Regions from separate parts of the Homo sapiens genome. Here region 1 is linked to region 2. Evidence: chromatin loops called from intact Hi-C (ENCODE). Cell type or tissue: K562. All regions are shown on one strand. Links, peaks and the distances in the headings refer to the core of each region. The heading gives the core; the rest is flanking DNA.

Region 1 (8,326 bases), core at 90-8,089, 170 kb after region 2:
GGATGTGTATTCTACAGACGGGTGAGAGTATGGCAGAGTGAAGGTGTCCTGGCAGTTCTGGGATGTGTATTCTACAGACGGGTGAGAGTATGGCAGAGTGAAGGTGTCCTGGCAGTTCTGGGATGTGTATTCTACAGACGGGTGAGAGTATGGCAGAGTGAAGGTGTCCTGGCAGTTCTGGGATGTGTATTCTACAGAGGGGTGAGAGTATGGCAGAAGTGAAGGTGTCCTGGCAGTTCTGGGATGTGTATTCTACAGAGGGGTGAGAGTATGGCAGAGTGGAGGTGTCCTGGCAGTTCTGGGATGTGTATTCTACAGAGGGGTGAGAGTATGGCAGAATGAAGGTGTCCTGGCAGTTCTGGGATGTGTATTCTACAGAGGGGTGAGAGTATGGCAGAAGTGAAGATGTCCTGGCAGTTCTGGGAATGTGTATTCTACAGAGGGGTGACAGTATGGCAGAGTGAAGGTGTCCTGGCAGTTCTGGGATGTGTATTCTACAGAGGGGTGAGAGTATGGTAGAGGTGAAGATGTTCCGGTAGTTCTGGGAATGTGTATTCTACAGAGGGTCTTGCAGGGAATAGTTGCCTTGAGAGGACAGAATCTCAAGAGTTAGAATAATCACCTTTTGGATTCAGGGGGTCCTAGTGTGTTGAAGCTGTGCTGGGCTGTCTGTGTATTGGGAGAGTGGGAGAGTGACAGTGACTAGGGTGCCTACTGACAACTCTAGGGCTGAGACAACCAGAGTACACTGGAAGGTTGGAGAGCCCTGGCATTAAGACATCCCCTGTGTCAAAGGCATGTTGGATGGTCAGAGTGCTTTGGGAGACCTGGATATGTCTTTTCTTCGTCAAAATATCCTATGGATCAGGCTAGTGTGGTCAGGGTATTTCCTGGGTTGGGGTTGGCATGTTGAGTGGTTTTTCAGTGTCAACAGCACTTTGCAAGATTCAAGCAAATTGGGGGCTCTGAACAGGCAGGAAGACAAGATGCCCTTGACGGTCTAGATTCTGTAAGGTCAGGAATTCCTTAAAAGGTTAGAATTTCCCAAATCTCACCATGTCCTCATGGTCTGGGTGACTTAGAGGGTCACAGAGTGATTGTGAGCCCAAGATGTTGTGCTGAGTGTAAGGTACAGAGGTCAGAGCCTCTTGGAGGGTCTGTGTGTCCTGGAGAGTGAATGCATCCTCAGTGCCCTCAGCATTCAAGGACCTGACAGGGCCAGAATGGGTACCCCAGGCAGCAGGATGCATTGTAATTCAGTGTTCTCTTGTGAGTCCAAGCTGACTGCATGTCACTGGGTCTTGCTAGGTTAGGACTGCCATGGGGTTCAGGGTGCTCCAGGAGGTCAAAGTGTGTCCTAGGGTAGGGGAGAAGGGTTAAAATTAGAGCAGTGTTTCCCAATTTTACGTTGCTATGGACTAAACGTTTGTGTCCCTCCAAAATTTCTACGTTGAAGTCCTAACACCCAACGTGATGGTATTTGAAGGTGGGGATTTGGGGAGGTGATTAGGTTTAGATGAGCTCATGAGGGTGAGGCCCCATGATGGGATTAGTGTCCTTACAAGCAGAGGAAAAGAAACCAGAGCTGGTTCTTTCTCCACCATATGAAGGCACCGAGAGAAGGCAGCCACCTGCAAGCCAGGAAGAGAGCCCTCACAGGGGAGCCAAATAGGCGGACCCCTTGATCTTAGACTTCCCAGCCTCCAGAACTGTGAGCAATAGAAGTCTATTGTTTAAACCACACAGTCTATGCTATTTTGTCATGGCAGCCCCAGCTGACTAAGACCCACGTGCACTCGGTTCTCCTGGAGATCTTGATACAAGGCAGATTGTGACTCAGTAGAATGGAGGTGGGGCCCAGGGATCTGCATTTCCAACATGCTCCCATTGCTGGTGCTGCTGCTGCTGCTGATCCATGGACCACACGGTAAGCATCGAAATCCTAAAGGATTCTGATTTCCTGTCTTGAATCACCAGCGTGTTTTTAAAGGACCTGTATGACGGCATGACCCTGGGAATCAGACTGTCCTGTGGGTACAGTGTGTTCCAGGGGGTCCATGTGTTCTCACTGGGTCAGTGTATCCTGAGAAGCAGAGGTGAAGTGTTCTGGGTGTCAGCGTGTCCCAGGGGATCCTAAGGTCCTGGGCTGTTGCATCATCCTTAAACTGTCAGAGTGTCCTGGGGATGTCAGAATGTACTTCCCAGGTCTAAGTAACCTCAAGGGGCAGAGTACTGTGGGACCAGGCTGTCCTGACTGCTCAGAGATTCCCGGTGTCAGGATTTTCTTGAAGAATCAGAATGTAGTATGTCACGGGAATCTCAGTCTCTTTCCAAGTCCTGGAGTCTGGAGTGGGTTTGGGGGTCAGGATGCAGCTGGAATGCAGATGTTCAGGTCAGGGTTTTCGGAGAGTCTGGGTGACCTTGGAAGGTCATGGTGTCCTGGGGGTTCTGGGTGAATGAGGAAGTGGTGTTTGAGGGAGGAAATCAGAAAGTACTTGAGAGCTAAGGTGTCCTGGAGGCCCATTCTCCGGAGTGGGTTCAGGTTGGCCTGAGCACTGGCTGGTGTGTTCTGAACTATCAGGGTATCTGAGAGGGGCCAGCATGCACTTGTGACTTCTCCTTTTTTAGTTTCCTGGAAGCAGATCCTTGAGTGTCACCCCCATGCTGAGACGCCAGGCAGGCTCCACTCCTGGGTCCCTTTCCCCTGCTCTTCGTTCCTCTCCCCACAGTGGGGTTGTGAGGAGGGGGTCTCGGGAGGAATGCATTTTCTCCTCCTCCCCCTGCCTGCTCCCAGGAGGGGATTTAACAGGACAAAAGAATCCGGTCCTCTGGGAATACGAGCCCTTGGCCCCAGTCCCTGGACCCTCCGACAGAACACCTTCCCTCATCCGGCTTGTGATCCTCCCTGAGCAAGGGGGCTCTGGTGACCGTGTAGTGATTGGATGGGCCCACAGGGGCGAGGAGGAGGTCACTCCTCCAAGACTCAGGGGTGGGATGGGAAAGTAGGCAGCTGACAGAAGGGAGCAGCATCCCGGTGGGGAGAAGGGCCAGGCAGAGAAAAGTAGTCAGAAACAGAGCAACAGGTGAGGCTGAGGCAGGAGATTGAGCTGACACTCAAGCCAAGGAAGGGGGAATTAGGAAACAATTAGAAAAAAAGTAAAGACAGTGAAAAAGTCAGAGACAGCTGCCTGCACCTACACACACATTCAGAGACAGAGTCCCAGAGGGTGGCATACACAGAGGGAGAAGGGGAGGGAACAGGTGTGGAGAGGAGCTGCGGAAGCAGAGAAATCTCAAGTCAGAGATTCAGGGACACTTGGTCCCCGTGGCGAGCCATGGAAGCAGAAAGGAGGCGCCAGGCTGAGAAGCCAAAGAAGGGGCGAGTCGGCAGCAACCTGTTGCCTGAGAGACACCCGGCCACTGGGACCCCGACCACCACGGTGGGTGAGTGACCGTCCCGGTGTGCGTGGGTCCCTGAGGAGGCAGCGGGTGTGAGGCTGAAAGCATAGGCTCCATGAAGAAGGTTAGGAGGAGAAATTAAAACCCGAATCCTATCATGTTAAAACTGTGGGAACCTTTGAAAGTAAAAGGGACTGGAGCACCCCTTGGCTTTACAGACTGGGGAACTGAGCCCTTGGCAGGAGGGGGCGGCTGAACAGCTCACATTGCAGTGGGGATGTGAGACAGTTACCTCTGTCCCCTCACTCCTGACCTCAGAGTTGGTTAGCCCAAGCCACTGCCTTCTCTGATGAAGGGAGCTGGAGGGGCCAGGGCTTTGGGTCCAGGGCGGGAGGGCGGGCTCCGTGTGTGTGTCCCCCATGGTGGACAGTGAGCTCTAGGAGGGTCCACGCCCTTGGGCCCCATGGGGATGGTGCCTCGGCTCCAGACATCTTTTCTTGGTGTGCGCCTTCCAGGTGTGTCCTTTCCCTCCCCGTTCTCTCCTCCCCAACAGCTCTCAGACTAATTAGTGTGGGGGCTTAGGGAGCCTGTGGGGAGGAAGGCAAGCCTTTCCCACGAGCTCAAGTTCCTGCAGCCTGGTGGCTGGGCCAGGGCAGGGGTAGGGAGGAGATGAAAAGTAAGTAGGGGAGGGTGTGTCTGAGCGGAAGAGGGGGGTGCCCATCTTCCCAGGTGAGGGGTGCGGGAGATGGCAGCAGTCTGAAGAAGGCACAGGTTGAACAGGAGCCTCGCCAGCAGGGGACAAGCACTAGGGTCTTCCGTAGACAGCTGGGACGATTGTTAGGGTGCAGGTGCACACAGCAGACCCACAGGGTGAGCCCCAGGTGGTCGTGTGTGTCCAGAAGGGTGAACGTACATGGAGGGGTATGTGTCTGGCAGTGCAATAGGAAGTGGGCAGACAGTAGAGTTGCCAGGTAGACAGTGCATGAGTGCCAGGGCCAGGAATGAGTCTGAGGGTGTGCCCTGTGTAGACAGCACAGCCTGGTGTCAGAGACTCAGAGGCAACCAGGGGCCGAGGCTGAGCAGGGTGCAGGAACCAGGCTATGGCAGCTAAAAGATTCCCGGTGGGGCAGGGCTGGGTGCGGTGGCTCAGGCCTATAATCCCAGCACTTTGAGAGGCTGACATGGGAGGACTGCTTGAGGCCAGGAGTTTGAGACCAGCCTGGGCAAGATAGCAAGACCCCATCTCTAATTTTTTATTTTTTTAATTAGCTGGGTATGTTGGTGTGCACCTGTAGTCCCAGCTACTCAGGAGGCTAAGGCAGTAGGATCACTGGAGCCCAGGGGTTCGAGGCTGCAGTGAGCTGTGATCACACCACTGCACTCCAGTCTGGGAGACAGAGCAAGACTCTGTCTCAAAAAAAGACTGGAGCAGCACAGGACGCACTGAGCGCAATCCCGGGACAGGCACATGTGGTCCAGCACCGAGGAGCGTCCTCCTCAGAAGCCGCCCCTCCCTTCTCTCCGTTCTCAGACTCGAGTGCTCCACCCTGCAGAAGGCTCCCTGGTGCAGGAGGGGGGAGATCAAGGTTCTCCCCGCAAGGAGGACAGAGGGGCCGCCCGCACTCCCGGCGCCGCCACCGCACCACCTTCAGCCCAGTGCAGTTGGAACAGCTGGAGTCAGCCTTTGGGAGGAACCAGTACCCCGACATCTGGGCCCGAGAGAGTCTTGCCCGGGACACTGGCCTCAGTGAGGCCCGAATCCAGGTGATGCTCCAGGATCCTCCTCTCTCAGGAAAGAAATGCAGATTTCTTTGGTGCTATCATAGAATGTTGGGCATTATAACCCTAACCTAAATGGTCACCAGACACAGGCCTCATCTCACCACCAGCATCAGAGCAACTGCATTGAGAATATCATATCACTTGAGTTTAACCCTAGCTATAAGCTAATCTAACTTGAATTTCAACACCTACCCTCAATATTTAATAGTGATGCCAATTCCGGCTGGGCACAATAGCTCACACCTGTAATCCCAGCACTTTGGGAGGCCAAGCTGGATGGATCACCTGAGGTTAAGAGTTCGAGACCAGCCTGGTTAACATGGTGAAACCCCATCTCTGCTAAAAATACAAAAAATTAGCCAGGCATAGTGGCAGGTGCCTATAATTAATCCCAGCTACTCCGGAGGCTGAGGCAGGAGAATCACTTGAACCCGGGAGGTGGAGGTTGCAGTGAGCCAAGATCATGCCACTGCACTCCAGCCTGGGCAACAAGAACAAAACTTTGTCTCAAAAAAAAAAAAATAGTGATGCCAATTCCAACAGAAGTTCAATCCTAACTGTCCATATTCTTACAGAAGCTTGTCCCTAACCATAGCCTTGAAACTCAATGAGCCAAATGCTCCCTCAATCCTAACCCCAGGGTTGGTTAGCCTTAAGTGTAAACCCTACCCTAAATTCAAGCTTGTCTATAGCAATTACATTTATCTACAGTCTTAATCGTTAAACTTAACCCTAGGGGAAATTTCCCATTCTCTGGGGAAGGGAAATGTCATTGTCACCATATTTATCTCCTTGGTGGAAGCTGACACTTCTTACTTGCCCCGAGTGTTAGAAAAGGGCACATGTGGACAGAGGCTGGGGACAAGTCTGTGGGTTCCTTTGTCAGCAGACCAGGCTCAGCCAAGCCTTGTGGAAGAGCTTTACTCCCTCTGGCCATGCTGGAGAAGCCTGCTCCCTGTCCCTGCACCTCTTGTCATTGGAGTAGGGTGTCACCACCTATGTCAAGTGTGGGCTCTGATGTGGTTCCTACCCCTTCTCAGGTCTGGTTCCAGAACCGCAGAGCTAAGCAACGGAAGCAAGAGCGCTCACTGCTTCAGCCTCTGGCCCATCTGTCTCCTGCCGCCTTTTCCAGCTTCTTGCCAGAGTCCACTGCTTGCCCCTATTCTTACGCAGCACCACCACCACCAGTGACCTGCTTCCCTCACCCCTACAGCCATGCCCTCCCTTCCCAGCCCTCCACAGGAGGCGCCTTTGCTTTGTCACACCAGTCTGAGGACTGGTACCCTACCTTGCACCCAGCCCCTGCCGGCCATCTGCCCTGCCCCCCACCCCCTCCCATGCTCCCCCTCAGCCTTGAGCCATCCAAGTCCTGGAACTGAGGTCAAACAAGTACCACCAAGGTGATCCCCAGCCTGCGGCCCTCGTGAAAAGACAAGAAAATGGGGTGGCTTCCTTTCCATCTATGGGTGAAGCAGATGCATGGTGAGGGTCAGCTCAGCGATTAGAAATTTAAAAATGGGAGATCATGGTGAATTCTCACTGGGGTGATTAGTGGAGGAAGTCTGGGGAGGTGAGCTACTGGAAGAGACAGGGCAAGATGCCTCGGTGGAGCTGCCTGCTGAAGGGTGATATTGATGAAGACAGTTGCTGGTGAGTGGAGATGATTGAAGGGCTAGGAGGTGAGGGCCTTCATTAATTGAGATCACGATTGAAGAAGATCCCAGCTCTTTCTGGCTGATTTCAGTAAGGCTTCTGACTTAAGAGTCTACCTATACATCCCTTCCCCATTGCCCACCCCGCCATCTCAATCAGTCACTGACTTTTGTTTATTCTGTCCTAGAAATACCTTTTTTTTTTTTTTTTTTTTTTTTTTGAGACAGAGTCTTGCTCTGTCGCCCAGGCTGGAGTCCAGTGGCACAATCTCGACTCACTGCAAGCTCCACCTCCTGGGTTCACGCCATTCTCCCGCCTCAGCCTCCCGAGTAGCTGGGACTACAGGTGCCCGCCACCACGCCCGGCTAATTTTGTTTTTGTATTTTTAGTAGAGACGGAGTTTCACCATGTTAGCCAGGATGGTCTCAATCTCCTGACCTCGTGATCTGCCCGCCTCGGCCTCCCAAAGTGCTGGGATTACAGGTGTGAGCCACTGAGCCCAGCCGAAATATCTCTTCAGAGTGTCCCCTCCTTTCCATTCCAGCAGACACTTGGCTTTTTCTGACCCCGTATTTTCTGACTTATTGTCGCATAGGTTCCCTTAACTCTAGTCTATCCCACTTCCAACAAACCTGTGCAAATCTCAACATCAAGGAATGCTCTCCAATGTCTTATAAAAAATACATCAATCAGATTTGATTAGTTTTGCCTGTAGAAGTCTTCAACATCTGCCTTCAACTTTTAAATCAGCGGCACATTTTAACATATGTGGTTTCTGATAGAGAAGAAACCATTTGATTTAGGGCAAACTTTTCTAAGACGAAACCGTCTGAGGCTGATGAGGGGTCATTCCCAGGAAGGGACCTGCCTCTTCTGGGAAACGCCTTGGTCTGAACCCTCTCAAAAGAAACAGCATGGAGCCTAGTTCATGGTACAATTTTTATGCGATATTGCTTATTATGCACTTATTTTACTCACAATTCACTTATTTATATGTATGCTTACCTCTCTTATTGGAGGGTTCATAGAAAACTTTTTTAAATTAAATTTTTTTTTCTTTTTTGAGACGGAGTTTTGCTCTTGTTGCCCAAGCTGGAATGCAATGGAGTGATCTCGGCTCACTGCAACCTCCGCCTCCCGCGTTCAAACAATTCTCCTGCCTAAGCCTCCCGAGTAGCTGGGATTACAGGGTGTGCCACCGTGCCCGGCTAATTTTTTGTATTTTTAGTAGAGACGGGGTTTCACCATGTTGGCCAGGTTGGTCTTGAACTCCTGACCTCGAATGATCCACCTGCCTCAGCCTCCCAAAGTGCTGGGATTACAGGTGTGAGCCACTGCGCCAGGCCTGATTTTTTTAATATTTAATTTTTATTTTTTCATGTGCCTCTAGATATGATTTTTATTCTTGGTTTTTTTCCCCTCCCTCTTTCATCTCTCTCCTCTCTTCCAACTCCTCTTCCCTGTCCCATCCCTGCTACCCATTTAGTGGGAA
Region 2 (8,326 bases), core at 140-8,139:
AGTCAAAAACAGCAGCTGCTGGCAACGCTGTGGAGAAAAGAGAATGCTAATACACTGCTGCTGGGAATGTCAATTCATCCCACCACTGTGTAAAGTAGTTAGGAGGTTTCTCAAAGAACTTGAAACAGAGCTACAGGCCGGGCGTGGTGGCTCACGCCTGTAATCACAGCACTCTGGGAGGCCGAGGCAGGTGGATCACCTGAGGTCGGGAGTTCGAGACTAGCCTGGCCAACATGGAGAAACCCTATCTCTACTAAAAATACAAAATTAGCTGGGCGTGATGGCACATGCCTGTAATCCCAGCTACTCGGGAGGCTGAGGCAGGAGAATCGCTTGAACCTGGGAGGTGGAGATTGAGGGGAGCTGAGATTGTGCCACTGCACTCCAGCCTGGTCAACAAAAGCAAAACTCTGTCTCCAAAAACAAAAACAAAAACAAACAAACAAAAAACAGAGCCACCATTTGACCCAGCAATCCCATTAGTAGATATATATTAAAAATAAAACAGATTTTTCTACCAAAAAGACACAGGCACATGTATGTTTATCACAGCAATGTTCACAACAGCAAAGATACAGAATCAACCTAGGTGCCCATCAGTGGTGGATTGGATAAAGAAAATGAAGTTCAACTTGAGGGGGAGAAAAAGAGAAAAAAAAATAAAACAAAGATATGAAACATTTAATAAGTAAAAATAATTTTTTTTAATGTGGCACACATTCACCACAGAATACTGTGCAGCCAAAAAACCCGAAATAATGTCCTTGCAGCAACATGGATGCAGCTGGAGGCCATCATCCTAAGCCAATTAATACAGGAACAGAAAACCAAACACTGCAGGTTCTCACTTAGAAGTAGGAGCTAGGCCGGGCGCTGTGGTTCACGCCTGTAATCCCAGCATTTTGGGAGGCCGAGACAGGTGGATCACCTAAGGTCAGGAGTTCAAGACCAGCCTGGCCAACGTGAGAGGAGAGAAAGAGGATGAGTAGTGAAAAACTAACTGTTGGGTACTATACTGAGTACCTGGGCGATGGGAACAATTATACCCCAAACCTCAGCATCACGCAATACACCCCGGTAACAAACTGCACATGGCCTCTCTGAATCCAAAATAAAAACTGAAATTACTTTTAAAAAATGTTAAAAAGCAAAATGCAGAATGCTGTGCGTAGTATGCTACTGTTTCTGTGAAGAGAGGATGGACACTTACTAAGAAAAAGGTGGAAAAAAGGGGAAGGATAGCATTGTGTACTGCATATACATACAGAATATTTGCAGAATGCAGTGTTGGAAGTGGATCCCATCGGTTGCTTCTTTTTAATTTTTTTCTTTTTGTTCGAGATGGAGTCTTGCTCTGTCAACTAGGCTGGTGTGCAATGGCGTGATGCTTTTCTTTTTTAATTTACATTTTTTCCTTTCTCTCGCTTTCTTTCTCTCTCTCTCTTTCTTTCTTTCTTTTCTGAGGGGGCGATTTTAAGTCTTTATTGGGAAGAATACCCACCCACCTTCCCTCACTGCAGACCATACACACACTTGGTGTCAGGGTAGGGGCAGGTTCAGGTGCTACTTCTTTTCCAGAGCAGGTGGCACAAAACGACCCCCCAGGTAATGGTGGCGACCGGGTAACCTGGGTTGCAGACTTTTTGGGTGCTGTGAGGGAGATGAGCAAGTCTGGCTGGATCCCTCCAGAGTTTCCCTTCTCCACATCCCATCCAGAGGGAATGTTGATGCCGGCAGTGGGCACGGTGAATCCCTTCAGGACACTCAGGATGCTGTGGAACGTTCCCGAACATCACCCTCGAAGCTGAAGCCGAAGATGGCATCCACCACCAGCTCATACAGCTCAATCATCACGGGCTCTGAGCGCATTTCCCCAAGGAAAGGGATGTCCATTTTCTGACACGGGGTCACCAACGCAATGAAGAGGGGCTGGTTGGGCCTTTTGGGGTAATAGATGGTTGGCCGGTTAGCCAAAGAGTTTGAGGTGCGCAGCACAGACCAGACCATCTCCTCCATTATTCCCCGGGCCACAGATGACCAGGACAGTAGGGGAGCTCCTGGACATGGACGTGGGGGAATATGCCTTGGCGATGGCTGCGGCGCAGCTCAGCCCGGCCAGCTCCACAAGTCGGGCCACGCTGAACTAGTACTCGTTGAATAGCTCCTGGTCCACGACCTGGGCTTCCTCCTGGCTCAGGTGCTTCACCGCTATGCTCGCCATGACCGCTGAGTCCCAGCGGCCACCCGAGTTCAGCCGCTGCCGTCCCCACGAGGTGGGTCCCGAGCGGCAGGCGCTGGTCTGGCTTTTGATTCGCGCAGGCGCGAGCCGCAACCAGCAGCCTGAGCCCCGGCAGCGCCCGCAGGCCGGACATCCCGCTCGCACGGCGCGCCCCCGGCCCAGCCCGACGCGACCCCGGCGCATCATTTTTTCTTTCTTTAATGTTGTTGTTGTTGTTGAGACAGAAGTCTTGTTTGTTGCCCAGGCTGCTGATAAACTTCCGGGCTCAAGTGATCCTCCCGCCTCGGCCTTCCAAAACACTGGGATTACAGGCGTGAGCCACGGCCCCCAGCCTCAGCTGTTGCATCTGATTGGAAAAACCTGCAGGCACCACCACCGTCCAGATCAGCGGTCAGCGAACTACGACCCGCGGACCCATGCTTGCTTGCTTGCTTGTTTGTTTGTTTTGAGACAGTCTCGCACTGTCACCCAGGCTGATGTGCAGTGACGCGATCTCAGCTCGCTGCAACCTCCGCCTCCCTGGTTCAAGCGATTCTCCTGCCTCAGCCTCCCGCAGGCGCCCACCACCACGCTCGGCTAATTTTTTGTATTTTTAGTAGAGACGGGGTTCCACTATGTTGGCCAGGCTGGTCTGGATCTCCTGACCTCGTGATCCGCCCGCCTCAGCCTCCCAAAGTGCTGGGATTACAGGCATGAGCCACCACACCCGGCCCCCATGTTTTTATAAATAAAGTTTTATTGGTACATAGCCACCCCATTTGATTACATATTGTCTCTGGGTGCTCTCCTACTATAACAGCAGGGCTGAGTGGTTACGATAGAGACTGTATAGTCCACGGAGCCTAAAATGTTTACTGTTTGGCCCTTAACAGAGAACATCTTCTGACCTCGATCTAAATCAGTTGGACTGACACTCAAGCCCTTTGCCTAGCAGGTCCCAAACACCCTCAGCCCAGTTCTCCACGCCCCCCGCAATCCCCCATTCTGGCCTGGCTGCTCTCCTGTCTTTCACGAAGAAAGAGAAAAACAGATGCCTCCTATCTCACGAGAAAAGGAAGGCCAGCAGCGCCAGGTGTCTGCTGCTGGAGAATAAGCACAGGTCAGAAGGGGGGAGGCGCACTGCTCCCTGCCTCTCCTCCTCTCCATGGCCAACGGGAAGCCAGAGGCTGAACAGGTGCCAAGGAATGAATGAGGGAGGGCTGCCTGGGTTCCCCTCCCACCTCGGAACCTGATTTGCTCAGGGGTCTGGGCCTGGCCTCCGTCATTCCACTCCGTTGACGGGAGGGTGAATCAATGGGCTCTAAAGACCCTTCACTAGAAGCGCGCTCACTTTCTAGGGCAGGAGCATGGCCTTTCTGCCTCCTGCGAAGCAAGAGGCCAGATGTCAGACGAGCACGGTCATAAGAAGTACTGACTCCCAGAACCAAAGCCCGCCCTGACTGACTGCTGGCGATTCCACACTGCTCCACGAGGTGGCGGTACAGGCGAGGGAGAGGAGGCCACAGCGGGCTCCCGGGCGACGGGGCCACGCACGGTGGCTCAGGCAGCACAATGCCACCTGCTTTCCCCGCCCGTCACGCCTCAGTGGGAGGTGGAGGCCTTTCTGCCACAACTCACAGATCTCCATTCCCATTTCCACCGTAGGTCTCCCGGTTCCAGCTGCGGCCGCACTTACCGTACATGCACTTGGCTCTCCCAACAGCCTGATGAGGTAGGGACCCTTATTATCCATCCCGAGCCCCCTGGACCTCTTTCCTCTGCCAGCCTGCCCTGCCTCCCCTCTACATTGGTTTTCTTTTCTTTTCCCTCCCTCCCTCCCTTTCTCTTTCTTTTTCTTTCTTTCTCTCTTCTCTCCTTTCTCTTCTTCCTTCCTTCTTTTCTGTCCTCTCCTCTCGTTTCTTCTCTTTTTTCTTTTACTTTCCTAGCCTGCCCTGCCTCACCCTCTACATTGGTCTTCCTTTCTTTTCTTTTTTCTCTTTTCCCTCCCTTCCTTCCTTCCTTTTTTAAAATTTTCTTTCCCAGCCTGCCCTGCCTCGCCCTCTATATTGGTTTTCTTTTCTTTCTTTTTCTTTCTCCTTCCTTCTTTTTTTTTTTTTTCTTTGAGATGGAGCGTCGCTCTGTCACCAGGCTGGAGTGCAGTGGCACAATCTCGGCTCACTGCAACCTCTGCCTCCCAGGTTCAAGTGATTCTCCTGCCTCAGCCTCCCAAGTAGCTGGGATTACAGGGGCCCACTACCACGCCCAGCTAATTTTTGTATTTTTGGTAGAGACAGGGTTTCACCATGTTGGCCAGGCTGGTCTTGAACTTCTGGCCTCAAGTGATCCACCTGCCTCAGCCTCCCAAAGAGCTGGGATTACAAGCGTGAGCCACCATGCCAGGTCCCTGTGTTGGTTTTCACTGAAGTGAATGTGTCCAGAAATCTGGTGCATTCACTCCCTATTGCTGCTGTAACAACTGACCACTCAGTGGCTGAGAACGACACCCATGTATTATCTCACGGTCCTGTACATCGGAAGTCCTGGAGGTCAGGGCTTGGGCTGAAGGTTCCCATCAAAGTCTCCACCTGCCGTGGTATCTCATCTGGTGCTTGGAATCCCCTTCCAGGCTCACTCTTCTTTTTCTTTTTTCTTTTTTTTTTGAGACAGAGTCTCGCTCTGTTGCCCAGGCTGGAGTGCAGTGGAGCAATCTCGGCTCACCGCAAGCTCCACCTCCCAGGTTCACGCCATTCTCCTGCGTCAGCCTCCCGAGTAGCTGGGACTACAGGCACCCGCCACCACGCCCGGCTAATTTTTTGGATTTTTAGTAGAGACGGGGTTTCACCGTGTTAGCCAGGATGGTCTCGATCTCCTGACCTCATGATCCACCCACCTCGGCCTCCCAAAGTGCTGGGATTACAGGCATGAGCCAGCGCACCTGGCCTCAGGCTCACTCTTCTTGCTGGAAGAGTTCAGTTCCTGGTGATTGTAGGACCTGGGTCCCGCCTCCTGTCATCCAGCCACTCTCAGCTCCTGCGGTTACTTTTTGGTCCTCACACATGGTGCCTCCATCCTCACAGCCGGGAGCAGCGTTCAGATCCTGCTTGCTCTTGGGATCTCCGTCATTGCCCCTCTGCCGTCAGTCAGAGAAAGCTCTCTGCTTTAAGGTCTCAAGGGATTACAGTGGGCTAACCCGGATAATCCCGGATTCTCTCCCTGTCTGAGTCGACTGTGCCAAATAAGAAGACATGCAGGAGTGACAGCTCCTCATACTCACAGGTTCTGGGCAGGGCATCTCTGGGGGGCTATCTTAGAAATTCTGTCTGCCTGACCCATCCTCTTGTTCCACTGCCACACCCCATATCTCAAAGTCCTTTTGTGTCCTGTATATCGCTCTCACCAACTCCCTTAGCTCAGCCTCACGGCCATCATCCTGGATCAGGCCACACTCGCAGCCCCCTTGCTGCTCTCATTCTTCCCCCTCTTCCCCAGGCATCCTGCCCACCCTCTGGTTCCCCTGCTGTAGCCTAGATGCTCTTCCAAAAACACAAAGCTAACCATGCTACTCCCCAATTTAAAATCCTGCAGTGGTACCCCAGGAGCTTCAGGGGATGAACAAAAGTCCGTAAAAGTCATTTGTTCAAATGATTTCTGAGGACGGACTCTCCACCAGGCACCTCCTGTAGCTTCCTGCCTTGTAGGATGGGGAGATTCAACCCGGAAGAAGGCTGCAGTAAGCACTAAGGGTGGCTGTTCCAGCCGGCCCTGCCCTCGTTCCCTCCTCACCCCTAGGTCTTCCCAGTACCCTCCTCCTCTACCCTGTCACATCCAACAAATCCTGTAGGGAGCACTTTTCCCAGATCCCTTCCTAGATTCCAGTTCTATATTGCTCCCACGGCTGGTACTTCCCGTGCGGAACCCTTGGGAGACCAGGACTCTCTGTCTAGCTCACCATGGCTCCCCCGATGCCCAGCACAGTGTTGGGCACATAAAGACGCTCAGTAAGTTGTTCTGAATGAAGGGAAAGTCCAATATGCACGGTGCAGACCCAAACCTCGTGAGATTCCCTTTACTCCTAATAATTGTCTGCCTTGTGCCAGTGATTTTTCAGTGAACCTTTAGGGGCCAATGGTCCTGGCCCCCACATCTCCATGGCACAAAGTCTGGAAGGAGGCTGGGTGCCGTGGCTCATACCTGTAGCCCAGCACTTTGGGAGGCTGAGGTGGCAGATCACTTGAGGTCAGGAGTTCAAGACCAGCCTAGGCAACATGGTGAAGCCCCATCTCTACTAAAAATACAAAAATTAGTCGGGCATGGTGGCATGCCTGTAGTCCCAGCTACTTGGGAGGCTGAAGCACGAGAATCACTTGAACCCGGGAGGCAGGGGTTGCAGTGAACCGAGATAGTGGCACCGCACTCCAGCCTGGGTGACAGAGGGAGACTGTCTCAAAAACAAACAACAAGAAAAAACAAAGTCTGGGCCGGGCGCGGTGGCACATGCCTGTAATCCCAGCACTTTGAGAGGCCAAGGCAGGCAGATCATGAGGTCAGGAGATCGAGACCACCCTGGCTAACATGGCGAAACCCTGTCTCTACTAAAAATACACAAAATTATCCAGGCGTGGTGGCAGGCGCCTGTATTCCCAGCTGCTCGGGAGGCTGAGGCAGGATAATGGCATGAACCCGGGAGGCAGAGCTTGCAGTGAGCCGAGATCATGCCACTGCACTCCAGCCTGGGCGACAGAGCGAGACTCCATCTCAAAAAATAATAATAATAATAAAACAAAGTCTGGCAGGAACATCAATGTCAATTCCAAGGGGCCTGGAAGAAGGGAAGGCATTTTCTGGGCACAAGAACAAAAAATGTGACCATCAAGAACTTACTCAAGAGGCCAGGCATGGTGGCTCCCGCCTGTAAGGGAGGCCGAGGTGGGTGGATCACTTGAGGTCAGGAGTCCTAGGCCAACCTGGTCAACATGGTGAAACCCCGTCTCTACTAAAAATACAAAAATTAGCCGGGCGGGGTGGTGGCGCATGCCTGTAATCCCAGCTACTTGGGAGGCTGAGGCAGGAGAATTGCTTGAACCCAGGAGGTCGAGGTTGCAGTGAGTCGAGATCGCACCACTGCACTCCAGCCTGGGCAACAGACCAAGACTCCATTTCAAAAAAAAAAAAAAAAAAAAAAAAAAAGAACTACTTGCTCAAGAGTCCTGTTAAGCAGTGGGTAGCAGCATGGTGCTGTGGAGAAGGGCAGGTTTTGTGCACACGTGGACATACACACGCCCCCAACAATGCCTGCCAGCCTGTAGCAAAACAGCAAAGAAAATGAGAGGGAAAGGCCCCAACAGAGGAAACATTTTTCTGACTTTTGAGACTATGGAAAGTGAATAGAAGAAGGCAATAGATGAAACAGGTGTTGACAGCCACAGCCCAGGAAAGGCTGCAAGGGGACTGCAGGGGAGACCAAGCCACCAGGCACCCCAGGACCAGGAAGCGGGAAGTGAGAGTCAGGACTAAAACAGCTGCTGCACTTGGCATCCGCCACCACCTCCTGTTCCTCTAGAAACCCCCAGACAAAAAATTCATCTCTGGGTCCGGGGGTGGTGGCTCATGCCTATAATCCAAGCGCTTTGGGAGGCCAAGGCAGGAGGATTGCTTGAGGTCAGGAGTTTGAGGCCAGCGTGGGCAACATGGCGAGACTGTCTCTACAAAAAATATAAAAACATGGCAAGACTCTGTCTCTACAAAAAATATAAAAATTAGCCAGGCGTGGTGGCGCATGCCTGTGGTCCCAGCTACTCAGGAGGCTGAAGTGGGAGGATCGCTTGAGCCTGGGATGCAGAGTTTGCAGTGAGCTGTACTTGCACCATTGTACTCCAGCCTGGGCGACAGAGCAAGACTCCATCTCAAAAACGACAAAAACAAAAACAAAACCAAATCTGTCTGGGAAAAGCTCAGACTTTGGTGGCCCAGAGTAAAGCCTGTCTCCAACTGCAACTGGGGATCTGTGGCTGATAATGGATTCAATAGCCACCCCCTCCCCCCAGCCAGAGCCTACAGGTGCCATCCCTCTTGTGGCACACCCTCATGTCAACAATAGACTTTGGGTGG

What was found. Peaks named below come from ENCODE experiments on the same cell type or tissue, not always from the same donor. Only the 100,000 strongest peaks of a DNase experiment are listed, where the experiment ranks them.
Region 1: a loop joins it to region 2, with 3 times the contacts of the local background. A loop is called at or near these places in 3 of 110 quality-filtered maps.

Annotation. Positions count from the first base shown.
Region 1 is chr5:177,990,943-177,999,268 of GRCh38, reverse strand. PROP1 (PROP paired-like homeobox 1) reads left to right here and starts at 3,027. Exons shown (of 3, transcript NM_006261.5): 1 at 3,027-3,444; 2 at 4,931-5,163; 3 at 6,222-7,034. The coding sequence starts at 3,336. The coding sequence ends at 6,560. RefSeq lists an enhancer at 2,376-2,875. In K562, for the core only: no CTCF peak of the experiment used is centred there; no DNase peak of the experiment used is centred there; H3K27me3 peaks cover 4,718 bases.
Region 2 is chr5:178,159,748-178,168,073 of GRCh38, reverse strand. It overlaps the pseudogene NAXEP1. Among named protein-coding and RNA genes, the nearest start is that of NHP2, 10 kb to the right of the region's middle. RefSeq lists enhancers at 3,591-3,640, 3,603-4,104. In K562, for the core only: a CTCF peak has its summit at 3,711 (motif pointing right); a DNase peak (open chromatin) is centred at 3,713; H3K4me3 peaks cover 168 bases; H3K27me3 peaks cover 1,798 bases.